2 separate regions of the Mus musculus genome follow, and region 2 is linked to region 1. The links are chromatin loops, found by intact Hi-C in ENCODE. Cell type or tissue: gastrocnemius. All regions are shown on one strand. Links, peaks and the distances in the headings refer to the core of each region. The heading gives the core; the rest is flanking DNA. Region 1 overlaps Baalc (brain and acute leukemia, cytoplasmic). Region 2 overlaps Gm7194 (a long non-coding RNA gene).

Region 1 (5,381 bases), core at 117-5,116:
GGACAGATTGGAGGCTTCACAGCGACCTGGATTCCAGATTGCAGCAAAAACCTGCTCAGCTCTTTTCTCCTTTTCACCCCAAATGGAAATAGAGACGTTCTTGGTTTAGCTTGGACTCAACAAATATCTGTATCTAGCAAAGGACTGTACAAACCTTTGTGGATGATACAGGAAAGCTGACTGAAATCATGGTTTGTTCGATTCAGTCTGCTTGTTTTTCTGCCACATTAGTATTTTTAAATATAAAAAATCAATACATGAGCTGGGGTGATAGCTCACACCTATACAGATATCAGCACCTGGGAGGTTAAGGCAGGAGGACAAGAAACTCAAGGTCAGATCCCAATTCATAGAGAGTTTGAAGCCAAATTTGACTACAATAGATCATGTCTACAAAGAAAAGAAAGAAGAAAAAGCAATACATGATTATAGTATTTTTTTTTAAATGTGTGTGGTATGTAACATTCCTGTTAACTGCAGCACGTGGGAGGAGAGGTAGATAGGTTGTTACGAGTTTGAGGTCAGCCTGGTTTACATAGTGAGACCATGTCTCAAAAACAACATCGTATATGTATGTGTATACGTATATGTACGTGTATATGTATATAAATTTACAAATAAACAATACATCATATTATATTATTTATATATAATATATTTTCTATAAGTGTATGTAATTAAAAATATGTAACAATTATATCAATATGCTAAGCTAATATAATATAGTACATATAAATTGATAAACATGTAAATTTTTTGATAAGCCAAATTTCAGCACCTGGGAGGATGAGGAAGAGAGTTCAGATCCAGCCTGGGCTACAGAGCAATCATGGACTACATAGTGAGATTATGTTTCAAAAGACAAAACAAAAACTAAAGAGTCGAGAAGAGGGGTCATTCTCTGGGAATCTGGGCATGGACCCGGCCGGTACCCATTGACCTGGCCAAAATGTAATAAAACTTGCTTCAAATGTGGCTCAAAAGAAAGTATAAAGAAGGATATCAGGGTATCATGATAACATGCTCCGACCCTTCGCGCCTTCCCATAGGTAGTCACGCTAAGCAATTGTTAATGGGATGCTTCTAAACATATACCATCATGGCTCTGTTATCCGTCCTTTCAGTAACCCCCACTTCCTGTCCAGCCTTTTTGTTTCCTGTTCAGCCTTTTTACTTCCTGTCCAGCCCTTTTACTTCCTGTGTAGCCTTTAACTACAGCTTGAACTTTGCACTTATCTATTTTCAACTTTTTAATCAGATTTTAAGTTCAAGAAGATAGAGCCCTTGACGACTTTTGATCAGTATAGAATCTAATTCCATGCCTGTCGCATCATAGATGTCCAATAAATGATTTGAAAAATGGACAAGTGCAGATAGCCTTTCAGAAAGAAAAGAAAAGCAGGGCACAGTGACACATACCTGTAACGCCAGCACTTGGGAGGTGGAGGCAGGAGGACCAGGAGTTCAAGGTTATCAGCTACATAATGAATTCAGGGACATTATGGGCTGCATAAGATTCTGTCTCAGAAAGAGAGAGAGAGAGAGAGAGAGAGAGAGAGAGAGAGAGAGAGAAGGGGGTAGGAGGGAGGGGGAGAAAGAGGCAGAGAGAGCTCCCACGCACAGAATCTGTTTGCCCTGCCTCAGTGCCCTAGAACTTTCCCACTGGCTTTCAGTTATGCAAAGCACTGATTGCTCCTCACACCACCACTGCAGCATCCAGGCCTTACTTTGTTTGTTGGCACAATAGGGCATCTGCAGTCACTCAGGCCGATGCACTTCGCCAAGGACAATGTCCTGTAGGTTATCAGCCAAAATAAAGAGAATGGCTCCAGGTCCCACATCCTCATGAACTCTCATGAAGTTCACACTAACTTCCCCATCATTACTTTTCAGCCGATGAAGGGAGAGACCATGGGCATGGGCAGCAGACAGACAGAAGTTTACATTCCAACACAGCCCTCACAGCTCACTAAGCTCACTGTGTCCCGTTGGATCGACACTCAGCTCTCGGGCCTCTATTTTCCCAGATGGGGAAGCAGACTTAACCTTTCAGAGTTGTGAGGGTTAAAAAGCCATGCGCAGTGTCTGGCACATAGTAAGCCAGGCATGTTTGTTTACCACGCCTCTCCTTATCAGGGATTAAGCACAGAGATTTACAGGCTGCAGCAGAAGAAGGCTTTAGATTTCTTTTTTTTTTTTTTTCTCCATTAAAGGAAGACAGACACTAAGAAACCTCTAGTTCCCAGATTTCATAATCTTTAAAGTGTTAAAGTGGGGTTAACCAGGGAACATTCCATCTCAGCAACCCCATGGTGACAGGCCAGCTATTAGCTTTCCACAGCAGCATCAGAACCGCTTTGACTTGCCCGGCATGGTGGCCCATGCCTTTAATCCCAGCACTCAGGAAGCAGAGGCAGACAGATTTCTGAGTTTGAGGCCAGCCTGGTCTACAGAGTGAGTTCCAGGACAGCCAGGGCTATACAGAGAAACAGAAACCCTGTCTAGAAGAAGAAGAAGAAGAAGAAGAAGAAGAAGAAGAAGAAGAAGAAGAAGAAGAAGAAGAAGAAGGAGGAGGAGGAGGAGGAGGAGGAGGAGGAGGGGGAGGAGGAGGAGGAGGAGGAGGAGAAGGAGAAGGAGAAGGAGAAGGAGAAGGAGAAGGAGAAGGAGAAGGAGAAGGAGAAGGAGAAGGAGAAGGAGAAGGAGAAGGAGAAGGAGAAGGAGAAGGAGAAGGAGAAGGAGAAGGAGAAGGAGAAGGAGAAGGAGAAGGAGAAGGAGAAGAAGAAGAAGAAGAAGAAGAAGAAGAAGAAGAAGAAGAAGAAGAAGAAGAAGAAGAAGAAGAAGAAGAAGAAGAAGAATCGCTTTGACTTAAGCTACTGGGTTTCATCAGCTGACACAAGAACATGTTGCATTTTCCCATAAGCCTCAGGGAAAGACAGGGGAAGCCCCCTTTTAATCTTACGAGGAGTTAATAACACCTGTACAGGTGCATTTAACCTGACGTAGACTGGGATGTCAAGGGAAGAGTGTGAAGATTAAGGACGGCTACGGCCAGAGTATCTTTTGACTGAACTGGTTTTGCTACAGGCCAAATCTCTACAGAAATCTGTCCTGACACTGTAATAGATCCCTTCCTTTTTCCCAGGCATGGGCTGCTGAGGGCTCCCAAGGGCCCTACCACTGCCTTCCCTCTGGTTCCCCCCAGTGGTTCCATCTGTTCCCTCCCTCCATTTAGCATCCTGCTTCTGTTTTCCTAAGAGGCTCCTTTGCTTCACTGGCTCTTCCTTGATGTGCCTCACATTACCACTGCCAGAGAGAAATTCCATTCCACGCTGCCGCCGACCCTATCCTTTGAAGTCCGTGGGGTTTCACCCATCCTTCCTACACTGGGCCACACATTGCCAACCATTGTTGGCTAGACAGTGGGGCTGGGACTTTTGGAGGCAGTCCCTTAGCTGAGAATTAACCCAGACAATGGGTAATTCCTTTAGCTTCTCGTCACTTTGCCAAGAACAATAAGCAACTGGAGACTGTGCAGCTTTGGAGACACAAAGCCCTGCGCACAGGCTGCTCACGCAACGGGCTCAGGGCTTTGACTGCCAAGAGCTGCATTCACGTGGATATTCTGCCTACCGCTGATACTTGAGGGGCTTTTGTTTTGCTTTGCTTAGATTTGTTTATTTTTATCTCACAGGTATGAGAGTTTTGCCTCTATGCATTCCGCGCATGCCCTTGCAGAGGTAAGAAGAGTGTTAGATTCCCTGGAACTGGAGTTAATGGATGTTTTGGGGGAGGGGGAGGGGGAGTGCGAGCACGCTAGCCAAGCAAGATGACAGTTCAGTTCAGTACAACTCAGTAGCCAGTGTAGGTTCAAACTTTGAGATCCCAAGTAGCTTATTGTAGGCATATTAAATGTGCACAGCCCAATTTGGCAAAAAAAGTTTCCTGGTGATAATTAATTCAATCCTGTGTGCACAACAAACCTTAGAACACTGAAACTCTTTGTAAAGTACATGTGGCATCTATAGATGGGTTCTATAGATTCTCTGAGAAAAGCAAGCTCAAGATAAGCGACCGGGTGTGGGGGGTGGGGAGGGTCCTGCGTGGTCTCAGCCACGTAAATAGCACAAAGGTCACCATGCTATTAACCACGCCCACTCCCAACCGTGGAGAAGGAAAACAGGTTAGACATCTCTCCTTTGGAGAAACAACCCTGTGTATTTAGCGTTCCTGGTTCCCCTAGTGTTCATCTGTGAACACAAGGACCTCTGTGGCTCCCACAGTGGTAAAGCTGGTGGGTGCTGGTAACTTTACGTAGGTTTTTTCAAGCTCAGCAAATGCTCTGAGCTGCTGGGCCATCTCTCCAGCCCCAGTTGAGAATTTTGCTTTACTTCGCGTGTGTACTATCCAATACCTGTGTGAATCCGAGGATAGCTTGCAGGAACTGGCTTTCTCTTTCTACTACATAGGCTCCTGACCTCAAGCACAAGCTTGGCAGTAAGCACCTTGCCTGCTGAGCTGGCCTGGGGAAGCTCTGTCTGTTTTGACTTTTAATGGAGGAGGTGAGATCCAAGCCTGAAGAAATAGCATATCAAAGTGTTTGGAGCCAGGTTAGAGTTCCTGGACTGCCTTAGTTAACAGAAAGCAGCAGAGGCTCTTCTTGGATTGTTTTCTGGGCACAGGTGGGGAGCCGGGTGAAGGGAAACACCTTATTAAGTGCTGTGAGGTCAATTTGGTCCCAAACAATCAAGGAAAGCAGGGTACATAAAGAGCTCTCTCTACTGAGACAGTCAGTTCCAGTTTCTGCAAGATCGTTGTTGGTGCGATCATTTTGTCCATTAGCATCTATTGATGCCAGCCAGAAAGCAAGGACCAGAAGAAACTGAAGAAACAGAGATACGGTTTGTTTGATGGGCTGTTGTTGCGGTAAATCTCCAACCCAAATATGCCCCAGCAATGAAAACACAACTCAATTAATATGATTACATGCTGTGCGCCTAGATTGGGCAGATCTACCGCTACACTACCATCTTCCACAGCTTATGAGACCCCTTAGAACTTGCGGTTTCTCCAGGCCATGTGCTTCTGCTCCACTTTTCTTTGTCTTCCTCCTCCTCTGCATCCTCTCCCTCTTCCATTTTCTCCTTCTCCTCTCTCCCTACCTTCCTCTCCACCTTCCCTTTTATCTGTCCAACCATCAGCTCTCATTTATTTTACAAATTAAGGTGGGAAGCAGGTTTACAGGAAATCACCTGAGTGCTGACTCAGTCCTTGTTTGCAGCCCCTCACAGAACGGAATTAACATCAAATACAATTATCCACAACGGGCTATAAAGCACAGAGGACTCAGAACATAAAATCCTGTTGTTCACCATCACTGGTGT
Region 2 (5,381 bases), core at 214-5,213, 110 kb before region 1:
AGAACTTTCAGCTACGTCTCCAGCACCATATCTGTCTGCATGCCATGCTTCCTGCAATGATGGCAAAACCTCTGAACTGTATAAACCAGCCCCCAATTAAATGGTTTCCTTTTTAATAGTTGCTGTGGTCATAATGCCTCGTTACAACAATAGCAACCCTAACTAAGACAATATTCATTATACTTTTTTTTTTGGGGGGGGGGGAGGTTGAGACAGAGTTTCTCTGTATAGCCCTGGCTGTCCTGGAACTCACTTTGTAGACCAGGCTGACCTCGAATTCAGAAATTCGCCTGCCTTCCGAGTGCTGGAATCATTATACTTATTTTTATTGGATAAGTCAAAGGTCCATAAGAAAGTATAGGAAGTCCAACTCAAGGAGAGTACCTAACCTATACATCAATAGAACAAGTCAAGCTGTCTGTGGAGGTCAGAGCATAGCAGGAGACACTTGAAAATGGTTCTGAGAGCACACAGTACCAAACAGTCTGGGAAGAGGAGCTAAGTTCTGTCATCCAGCACTGTGGTGGCTTTTCCTCCATCCATAAATACCTAGATTGCCAGCCAGTTTTGAGCAACTCACAGTCTCACCTCATAGATTGCAAGCATCTTTACCAGCTCACAATGGTTAGGAATTTTAGAAAGCACAAGTTGATTGAAAATTATAGAATCTAAATTATTGGTGAAAGATAACCCAAACTCCCTGACCTGCAATTGTGGCAAGAATATTGTAGATCATCCCCTTCTTACTTCTAGATGTTTACAGAGCTGGAACCTGGCGTCCACTGCAGGGCTTCAGGCAAACACTGAGGCCCGGAGGACTCAGATTTCATTTACTCTGCGTGCTGCATGCTTTCAACTTGGGTAGTCTTTCATTTCCTGTCAAATTTTCTTCCTTCTTATTAAATTACCCAAAGCTGTGCCATTTTCCCCCTCTCCATTATGCTTCGTGGACAGAAGGATTTTTTTTTTAATCAGCATCCTCTGAGCCATTTGAACAGATACTGCATTGTAAGAATTCTTCAGAAAATAATTCACCATGGAGATTTGGGTTTGAAAATGGTCAAGATTAAAGGCATTTCTGGGCAGTTCAGATGACTCTTTGCAGCCTGTGTGTCTCTCAAGATACAAAGAGCTGCCTGTTTTGTGATAAAAAAAAGGAAGCCAAATAAATCAGGATTTTTGGAATTACATTCCCTAAACATTTAGTTTTACAAAGTATGTCCAGTTCTACCATTCATTATAAGCTGATGGCTCTCTCTACTATCTGTTGAACTGTGTTTTTATTATTATTATTATTATTATTATTATTATTATTATTATTATTATTATTATTCCTTCAGGTCCCTGTGCTTGGTGGATGGATGTGCTTTGTTGACATAAAGTCGAGACATTGTGGTGGTTGTAAAAAACAAAACAAAAATCCTACAGTATTATCTGCTTCCACCTTGCAAGGCTTTTAGCAAGTGACAGAACAAACGAATACAGATGCACCTCTTCAAAAAAACTAATGCAGAATGCTAAGAAGCGCCAAAATGAGAATTGATTGGTGATGAGAAAAAAAAGAAAGATCAAGAGGTTTGGACATAAAACAATAAATGTGTGACTATCTGAAGAAAAACAAGCATAACAAAGTAGCTTGTGGTCAAGTATGACACAGAAGTTTGCTCTATGGCTTACTAACTACTGCACAGAAAACCAAGACTACACAAATTTCCTTCCTATATTGCTTGAAATAATTGGAAAATAATCTCTTAGCAATATCAGTAGATATTATAACTTGGTATTATCAAAATCATCAGAGAAACTTTACTGACTCTTCCTTCTAATTCTTGATTAAATTAATGATTTATATGTTTATGGACACTGTTGACCTCCTAATTTCTTTACAGATGCCACAGAAAGCATGGTTTGAAGCATATAAATAGTCTAGAGCCAGAAGAAATGTTCGTCCAGTGCCCAAGCTGCTTGCACCAAAGCCAGAAAAAGATGAGGTGGGTCAATGTGTGGGGATGAGGTGACCTTTGGGCTTTGGAGGGAGCTGGCTCTCCCGAAACCCTGGTGCTAATCTATCCCCTCTGTGTCCTTGCGTTTATCATTTGTCCATAGCATTGTCCTGAACTGTCCCCAGGCATGACATGACCCTGTTAGATACTCAACATTGATAAAATTCTCCCCAGAGTCCTCTTGGTAGATTTCCCTTGCCGTCTCAATGGTCAAGGCTGTCTCATGAATCTATTGCCAAATTAAGTCACTAAGCAAGTAATTTTCCTAGAACATGAGGGATGTTTAGGTTCTCCTAGCAAAGAAAGGCCCTTCTTTAGTTGCTAGTCGTTGGTGAGACAACTTGGAGTGTCTGCCACAGACTGCAGTCGGACTGGGGTGGGTGGGTGAAATCTTATCAATTTCCCATTCTTGTAACCAGGAAGGTGCATTGTTGTTTTTATAGTCTCCCCATTAATTTCTGTCTAGGTACCTAGTGGAAATGGGAGACCTCTAGGGGGCAGGCTTAGGATAAATCAAGATAGCTAAATCTAAGTTCAAAAGATGCGTCACAAAGTGCCTTTCATCTGTGGCATTCAGTTCTATTCTGAAGGGAGTGTCTTAGTTTATTCCTGATTGCAATGGAAAGTTCCAGAGAAGATCTTTTTATGTGATGTTTTATACAAAATCTCCCAAAGCTTACACACATATCTTTGCTCACTGGAGAGGTAAAATGTTTGTTCCCTACTTCCAAAGGGATTCTTTGTCAGTGGAATGTCTGCTTCTCCTTTGGGGATGACATTTGGGGTCCCCATTTACTGAAAAGTCTTGAGTAAAGCAAGAACACGTCACCTGCGAGCTGGAGTCTTTTTCCCACAGTGTTGTGTTCCCCAGATGGAACATGGCCCGACTCACAACGCTCATGTTCTCTGTGCTCATCACACCCTCCAAGTTCCTGGGCTATTAGCCTGTTGCTAGAAAGTTAATTATTAGACATTTAATTTTCAAAGTGCTATGGCTGATTTCTTTCCTCTTATTACAGTAACTGTGAACATACTTTAGCTCCATGGTGTTTGCTTCCATGCTGATCCGTTTGTATTTCTGTATAAAACAAAAACAAAAACAACAACAAAAACAAGTCTGAGTCCTTTGCTAAATCTCTGCTAACACAATCTTCCTCAGGTTTTCCTGCCTGAAGCAGCGTAAGATTACTGTTCCAACCCCTCCTCTATTCTGTCTGCTACCATTCAGCACACCAGTAAGAGTGAAGTGCGTAAGCATTTGTAAGTTTATGTATTTCTCGTGAGTAACTTAGCACTTTACCTAATTTTCACAAGATAACTTTCAAATGTATAAGTACAGAAAATATGGGGTTTGGTTAGCATTAAAAGTTTTGTGATACTCGGAAGGAATATCATAACATGCATTTAATGCCTTTCAGTGGCGTCTCTTTTTTGACTGCCATATCTATTATTCCCAAACACTGCCAATATGATGACTATTATATCTTTCATATTGCCTAAAATATTTAAAACAACAATCTGTCACTTGGATGCGGAAGAATTAGCGTCAAACTGTCCTGAATTTGTAGTCCTTGTCTTCATCTATGCATTGCAGCATCTAGAACAGAGGGGTAGAGTCGGGTTAGGAAAAAGCCAATCTCTTGAAATCTGTCACTGAAATGAAGTTAAATGCTTGCTTGACTTGACAGTAGGAAAATAACCCAATTTTTAAAAATGGGCAAAAGAAAAGAAAAAAACAAAACCAAAAAACCTGAAAAGTTAACTCATCAAAGAACATTGTCAGATGGCAAGTAAGCACGCGCAGCAGATGCTCTGCGCCCCGTGTCACGATGTGGCAAGAAGCTGGGAGAGCAATGGTGCCAGTGTATGCCTATTAGAATAGCCAAACCCCCAGACACGGACCGCATCGTGTTCTGGTGAGGATAAAGAGGAGGAACACTCAGTCAGTACCAGTGAAACTGACAAATGGCATAGCCACATGGGAACAGTCTGGCAGTTGTTATAAAACTAAACATACTCTTACCATTTGACCCAACAAGTCTACTCTTCTGTATTAACTCAAAGGAGTTGAAAAGTTATGTCTACACAAAACTCTGCACATGTATGCTTACAGATTTATTCATAATCACAAAAACTTGGAAGCAATCATGAGCCATCAAAAGGTGAATGATTCTGTGATACATTTAGAAAACAAAATATTACTTACCACTGAAAAATGGTTGAGTACTAAACCATAAAAAGATATAAGTATGGAGAAACTTTAAATTCATGCCTCTAAGTGAAAACAAGTCTGATCTGATAAGGCTACATACAATACCAACCAGATGACCTTCTGGAAAATGCACATGTGGGGGAGAAGTGGGAAGGAAGGCATGTTTAAACCTGTGGCATCACGTTGGTAGACACACAGTTGTGACACATGTGTCTAAACCCTTAGAGGGTGCAACGCAAGGATTGATCCCTGGTGTCAACTATAGGCCTCCGATGAGTTATCAGCAGTCATTTCACCAGTGGCCACAAATACATCACTCTGGTGGGAATTTTGATTTCATGTGTTTGAAAGCAGGGGTACGTGAGAAAGCTTTGTAGCTTCCACTGAATTTTTTTCCTGTAAATCTAAAACTGCTCTTAAACAAACAAACAAGCAAACAAACAACAACAACCAAAACCAAAACAAATATAAATCTTGGAGCTGGAGAGATGGCTCAGTGGTTGAGAGCACTGACTGCTCTTTCAGAGGTCCTGAATTCAATTCCCAGCAACCACATGGTGGCTCACAACCACCATGGGATCCAATGTGATCCAATGTCCTCTTCTGGTGTGTCTGAAGACAGCAACAATGTATTCATATTTTATTTTTAAAAAATGGGTAAGATGGGATAAATAGCCGAGTATTGACCTAGGTACCCATACATGACTCTGGGTCATATTCTGAGGAGGAATCCCAGAGCTTTATGAATACCAGGAAGCATTTGACGACCGAGCTGACTCCTCAAACCTAGGTCATGTTCTAATAAGTCTCCCTAGATTTTCATTGCTTTATTGCAAGTTTCACTTCAGCGGTGACAATTCTAAAGCATCTCCACTTGGATTGGCCCTTCTCTAAGTACCAAAAAGAATGGGAGCTCTGGACACAGCGAACAAAACAAAACAAAACAAAACCCAAAAACCTTTCAATTCCCATGTTCACCAGCCTCAGTACGCTTGGTTACCAGATAGTATGCTGAGAAAAGCTACCAGCTCATCTCTGACTCCATTCTGCCAGTTTTCCCTTATGCTGACAGCAATGGTTCCATATCTAAGGCTGATGTTCCCATATACATAAGGCATATTTCCCCAGCCAGATAGTAACTGTTACTTCCATCCTGCATCCATCAG

Evidence for each region. Peaks named below come from ENCODE experiments on the same cell type or tissue, not always from the same donor. Only the 100,000 strongest peaks of a DNase experiment are listed, where the experiment ranks them.
Region 2: it touches region 1 in a loop (2.1-fold over the local background); 3 of 42 quality-filtered maps call a loop at or near these places.

The regions. Positions count from the first base shown.
Region 1 is chr15:38,936,775-38,942,155 of GRCm38, reverse strand. All of the region lies in intron 1 of Baalc (brain and acute leukemia, cytoplasmic), which reads right to left. Among named protein-coding and RNA genes, the nearest start is that of Baalc, 5.6 kb to the right of the region's middle. In gastrocnemius, for the core only: a CTCF peak has its summit at 3,196 (motif pointing left); DNase peaks (open chromatin) are centred at 3,289 and 3,540; H3K4me3 peaks cover 761 bases; H3K27ac peaks cover 1,653 bases.
Region 2 is chr15:39,049,475-39,054,855 of GRCm38, reverse strand. The region is part of intron 1 of Gm7194 (a long non-coding RNA gene); the gene reads right to left. Among named protein-coding and RNA genes, the nearest start is that of Gm7194, 10 kb to the right of the region's middle. In gastrocnemius, for the core only: a CTCF peak has its summit at 2,496 (motif pointing right); no DNase peak of the experiment used is centred there.